Linked DNA regions of Homo sapiens: region 2 is linked to region 1. A link is an interaction called in ENCODE POLR2A ChIA-PET data of the cell type or tissue named here. Cell type or tissue: GM12878. All regions are shown on one strand. Each heading gives the region's core, and the rest is flanking DNA. Links, peaks and the distances in the headings are about the cores only.

Region 1 (2,887 bases), core at 388-2,887:
GTAGAATGAAAGCATTGATTTACCTTTGGGGATTATGACCTACTTGGCCTAAATCTGGATGGGGGAACAGAGCCAGGAGGCAGGCCGGAGCCTTCTGACTCCACTGGTCACGTGGCAGTAAAGGAAGACATTGGGAACCAGAGATGGTCTGATGGTCCTACATATGCCTGGCCCAGGAATCCCTTACCCAGGAGAGGTTCTGTAGTGAGCATAGGGAAAAACAAGATAGTGGGAAATAGAACTGAAATTTCAGGCTATCCTTACCTGGGCTAATGCATGGTGTTGCAAAGTAGGGCTTTCTAGTAGTAGCAGCAGTACCCCTGAAGTACCAATCTTACCACCAGTCAGCTGAGGAACACCAATGGCCTTGTGCTTATAAGCAAAAGAAGCTGGCACATTTTCAAAAATGTCCAGTTCATTGGTGTCCTGGGTCTGCCTACTGCCTAAGGGCAGAGAGAAGAGAGAGAGGGGATGCTGGAGCAGGCGGTATAGTCTGTACCAGGCCTTGTTGGAGCCCCATGGAGACTGGGAGGAGAGGACAGCTGTGTCTAACAGAAGCCCAGCATACTTTTCCTTCTTGTTTTAAAGAGGGAGGGAGAGGGAGGGAGAGAGAGGGAGAGGGAGGGAGAGGGAGGGAGAGAGAGGGAGAGAGAGGGAGACAGAGGAGAGAGAGGACAGAGAGAGAGAGAGAGAGGAGAGAGAGAGAGATACTGGAAAAGGTGTCCTCATCAGTGTTCTAGAGTTTGTCTCAACCAGATTGGTGTTTGTTCCTTTGGTAGAAAGAAAGCAGAAGTGTGGAAGGGGTAGAAATTTCTTGCACTCTGTATTTTGCAAACTTATGTATGCAAATTTCCTTGCATATGTGTAATGAACCAGAAAAAGTAGGATTCAGGAGCACATGTTTTGGAAAAATACTGCTTTGCCTCTGGCTTTTCAATCCTCACTACTGTTCTGTCACTGGCCCTGGATTCTACCCATACCCTGGCTCTCATCAGCCCCCTGTCTTTGACCCATTTTTCTGCCTGGATTTCTAGTCCTGTGGTTATATTTTTTATATTTGCCCTTTGCTTCCATTTGTTTATCACTCGACTTTATGCTGATATAGTGTGTTTTTGTAAATTGTTTCAAATCCTTTACAGAATGAGGGCTGGGTATAAATGAAAAATTGTGTGCAAACATAAATGTAATACAGCTATCCTCCTGTATCATATTGTCCTTGAAGGTCTAGATAATCTCAGCTCCAAACCCTTTCCCCATCCAGTGAGAAGGCTGTCACTCTCCTCAAGATTTCAGTGAAATGGTTGAAGCTCATTTTTTTCCCAGTCACCCCTGGCTGCTGTTGTAAAGTGCCCACATATTTGAGAAAACTTAGAATTGCACCTCATTTCTCTGCCCAACCTCAGCACTTGCCTTTGGCTGGAGGAGTTGAGAGAGTTGTCTTTTACCTCTGTCTGCTTTCATGGAGTGCTAAGAGCATCTCCCCCACTTTCTAATGCATGCTATTTCAGTTCTCCCTGGCCCCATGTCCAAACACTGGGCCTAAGCCATCCAGCCCAGGCTCACTAAGGTGCATGGCCAGCCCTGGAGCCTGACTGAAGATTTGAAATGTCTGGTCTTCACTTGTCCTTCTCAGCCACCTCAGCAAGGGGTGGGGACAAATACAGAGTTTACTTCCTCCTCATGATGCCACCTTACCTCAAAACAACTTTGATCTGCTTGAGTTGAATGACTTTTCCACCCTCTTTCCTTGGCAGGAACAAGTGACCCTGTCTTCCGTGGCCTCGTGGGGCTGGCTCTGCTCCTCCTCCCTTGACTGAGAGACGTCATGGAGATTGGGTGGAGGGAGGACTGTAGAGTTGGTGCACCCACGTCAGCTAGTTAGGCAATTTCACTTTTCTTTTCCTCTTTGACTGAGCACCGAGGGGCAGTTGGCAGCTTCACCTCAGAGCTGCAGGAAGGAACGGGGCAGTGAAAATCGAATCGGGTGTGATCCTAGGCCAAGCTCATGGCCCAGCAGGGCCAGCAGGGGCAGATGGCAAGTGGAGACAGCAATCTCAACTTCAGGTGGGTCATCGTCTCCTTTCCCGTCTGTCCTTCATCTCTGGTAGGGTTCCCTTTCATACTTGTTATTTAATGTCTACCCAGCTTCACTCTACAGGTATACAATAGAATTCAGTTACAAATAAATAACGAGGCAATCAGATTTTTTAAATTGCAGGGATTGGCTGTTGGAGAAACTCAAGGATGCCGTGACTCACATCATCTTCCTATTCTCTTACATCTGCAAATGGCTGGACTGGAGCTGTTTGAACATCATGCCTGTTCTGAGGCTTTGTGTAGGATTGGATGATTCCCCGTGACCTCTGAACCCTCTCTTCTCCCCCAGGCCTCCTTTATCCCCACTCCAAAAGACAACTCTGTCTAAAAAGGATCTTTTTAGAAGAATTAAAATCCAAACGCCTGTCTGTTGTCACACTTTCCAGGCTGTGTAGTTGGGGACCGGTTCTGCTCTGAGCCCATCTATGTGGCTCTTAGCCCTAGAATCACTTCAGGATCTCTGAATACTTGGTAGGAGGAAGTGAAAGCAGATGAGACCCAACAAAAAAGGCAAGCAGGTAGAGAGTGAGTGCTGCTTCTGCTTTTTTTATTCTTCTGTTCTGGTATTTTTTACATATCTGGTCAGAGAAGCCTGGAAATCATCTTTAAAAAATGTAAGACAATGAGACCAGTCTGACCAACGTGGAGAAACCCTGTCTTTACTAAAAATACAAAATTAGCTGGGTGTCATGGTGTATGCCTGTAATTCCAGCTACTCAGGAGGCTGAGGCAGGATAATCGCTTGAACCAGGGAGGCAGAGGTTTTGGCGAGCCAAGATCACACCATTAC
Region 2 (2,908 bases), core at 235-2,734, 420 kb after region 1:
CTCAAGCCAAGTGAGGGGCTTTAAAAGAATCCACTGGAGGCTGGCTGCAGGGGCTCGTGCCTGTAATCCCAGCACTTTAGGAGGCTGAGGCGAGTGGATCACCTGAGGTCAGGAGTTCGAGACCAGCCTAACCAACATGATGCAACCCCATCTCTACTAAAAATACAAAATCAGCTGTGCATGGTGGCACACGCCTGTAATCCCAGCTACTTGGAAGGCTGAGGCAGGAGAATCACTTGAACCCGGGAGGTAGAGGTTGCAGTGAGCCAAGATCACGCCATTGCACTCCAGCCTGGGCTACAGAGCGAGACTCCATCTCAAAAAATAAAAATAAATTTAAAAATTAAAAAATAAGGAATCCCTTGGAGAGATAGACACGAAGGACTCGGGACTGAAGCCACACCCAAAGAATCTATAGCCTGGAGGCCATGGCTGGAACTCACCCTGCTTGGCAAATACAGGAAGAGACATGACGGTGGTGGAAAGGGCCTGCACTTCCAGAGCCTGGTGGGACAAGGATGGATGTGCATCTCCCAGAGGCCAGAGATGGGCTCGCTGAAAGGAGCTGGGCCAGGTCTCCTTGAGAGAGACTCTGCCCAGGAGAACTTGCTGCAAGTAAAGCAGGGGAATGAACCAGAAAGCAGGGACCCTGCATTGGTGATCAATTGGGCAGCAGGAGGTGTCATCCAGTTCCCTGGAGTTCCCACTTAAAATTACAACAGAGCAGGTCAACCAAAGCCCTTCCTGCCCCTCACCTCTCTTCCCCTGCCCACTCTAGTCCTGCAGAGACCAAAAGAACAGGTGGCGAAGGAGACCAGAGGTTGAGAGTCAGAAAAGCGATCAGACCACTCCCCACAGTTCCTGGACTAAGACAGGCCCCAGCTGAAGCAGGGTAGAGGGCGTTAGTAGGATAAAATATTGAATATTAGAAGAGATAAGACTTTTTTTAATTATTAAAAGGAGTCTGTTCTTATAACTAAAAGGTCCTGGAAAAACTGTGGGCCATCCCCAGATTTTAACCAGGTCTAGTGAGCACTGTTGTGCCCACATCCCGGGCATTCAACCTACGCAGGAAGGCCTTGTATTGCCAATACCCGAGCCTCTGCCCAACAGCTTTTATCTGGCCAGGGAGGGTGCTCAACGCTTGAGCAAGGCAAACAGGAAGTGCTGGAGTGGTCAAGTGCCTGGAAGTAGTCTTCAACCAAGGAGGGACAGGAAGTCATTGGGTAAGTACCACAGCTTCCTGCCCCTCAGTCGGGATAATGCTGTGACCTCTGGTCTGAAAACTCACTCTTTAATGGCCCATTCCCTTTCCTATCTTACTTCCTCACTATTTATACCCAGTTCACGTCTCAGGGTCTGTTTCCAGGGACACCCAAACCAAGACAGCAGAAATAGACAAGATGATGTCAAACAGCAGGTTTGAGTGGGCAGGAGGGCAGGGGACACGGGAGCGGGGGTGGGATGTTTCCTGTCACTTGTCTATCCAATAAACCAATCACTCAATTATTTTACTCATAATCAAGTTTCCTGCCTAAAACCTGGGGACAAGAGGCAGTGGGAGTTTTTCATTCTCTTCTGCATGTTCACCACATCTTGAAACTGAAGCTAAATACAGTTAGATACTCATCACATGGCTCTTCTGACTTCTTCCTGCCTCTTGAACTTTCCGTTTCCTCCCATGGTGCCTTTAAGAGTGGGGCAAAGTGCATACAGGGCTCGAGCTCACATGAAGTGAGCTTATAGAGCTGGGGTACTTTGGCTGATCTACGTCAGGGTAGCTAGTTTCCAATAGCCCAAGGGCCTTACTTTGTTTTTTCCTTTTTTAAAAATTAAAGTGTAATCTACCTACAGTAAAATTCAGTCTTTTTTCTTTTTTTTTTTCTTTTTTGAGACAGGGTCTCACTCTGTCACCAAGGCCAGAGTGCAGTGACACCATCCTGGCTCACTGCAGCCTTGACCTCCCTGGGCTCAGGTGATCCTCCCACCTCAGGCTCCCGAGTAGCTGGGACCACAGGAGCTCACCACCACACCCAGCTAATTTTTGTATTTTTAGCAGAGACAGAGTTTCACCATCGTGGCCAGGCTGGTCTCTAACTCCTAGCCTCAAGTGATCTGCCCACCTCGGCCTCCCAAAGTGGCGGGATTACAGGCATGAGCCATGGTGCCCTTGCGCCCTACCCTTTCTGATAGTTTCTCAAGTGCAGGAGTAGGGTGAGGCAAGAGAAGAGGAGAGTGAATGCCTCCTCACAATTTTGTGTCTTAGATACCTCTCTTGCCTCATTCCAGTCCCAGCCCTGGTTGTTCTACATAATACTTCCTTAAAATTTTTTATTTCTGGAGCATGCATGGTGGCTCACACCTATAATCCCAGCACTTTGGGAGGCGGGCAGATTTCTTGAGCCTAGGAGTTCAAAACCAGCCTGGGCAACACAGAGACCTTGTCTCTACAAAAAAATCTTAAAAATTAGCCAGGTATGGTGGCACACGCCTATAATCCCAGCTACTCAGGAGGCTGAGGTGGGAGGATCACTTGAGCCCCAGAAGTTGAGGCTGTAATGAGCCACGATTGCACGACTCCAAAAAAAAAAAAAAAATCATTTCTGGCTGGCACAATGGTGCACACCTGTAATCTGAGCTATTCAAGAGGCTGAGGCAGGAAGATTGCTTGAAGCCAAGAGTTCAAGACTGCAGTGTTCTATGACTGTGCCTGTAAAGAGCTATTGTACTCCAGCCTGGGCGATACAGCAAGACCCTGTCTCTAAAATTTGAAAGAAAGACTGGCCAGGTGCAGTGGCTCACTCCTGTAATCCCAGCACTTTGGGAGGCCGAGGCAGGCAGATCACTTGGGATCAGGAATTCGAGACCAGCCTGGCTAACATGGTAAAACCCCATCTCTACTAAAAAT

What was found. ChIA-PET counts read pairs that join two places held together with the same protein. Peaks named below come from ENCODE experiments on the same cell type or tissue, not always from the same donor. Only the 100,000 strongest peaks of a DNase experiment are listed, where the experiment ranks them.
Region 2: POLR2A ChIA-PET joins it to region 1 with 11 read pairs; 2 of 35 experiments call an interaction of 5 or more read pairs at or near these places.

What each region holds. Positions count from the first base shown.
Region 1 is chr2:230,223,840-230,226,726 of GRCh38, forward strand. SP140 (SP140 nuclear body protein) reads left to right here and starts at 1,897. Exons shown (of 27, transcript NM_007237.5): 1 at 1,897-2,064. The coding sequence starts at 2,006. It also overlaps a transcript of SP110 not described here. RefSeq lists enhancers at 1,777-1,986, 2,217-2,266, 2,337-2,416, 2,437-2,486. In GM12878, for the core only: no CTCF peak of the experiment used is centred there; DNase peaks (open chromatin) are centred at 1,882, 2,316 and 2,622; H3K4me3 peaks cover 2,039 bases; H3K27ac peaks cover 2,279 bases.
Region 2 is chr2:230,642,501-230,645,408 of GRCh38, forward strand. No RefSeq gene overlaps it. Among named protein-coding and RNA genes, the nearest start is that of LINC01907, 57 kb to the right of the region's middle. RefSeq lists an enhancer at 1,963-2,132. In GM12878, for the core only: no CTCF peak of the experiment used is centred there; a DNase peak (open chromatin) is centred at 1,690; H3K27ac peaks cover 1,499 bases.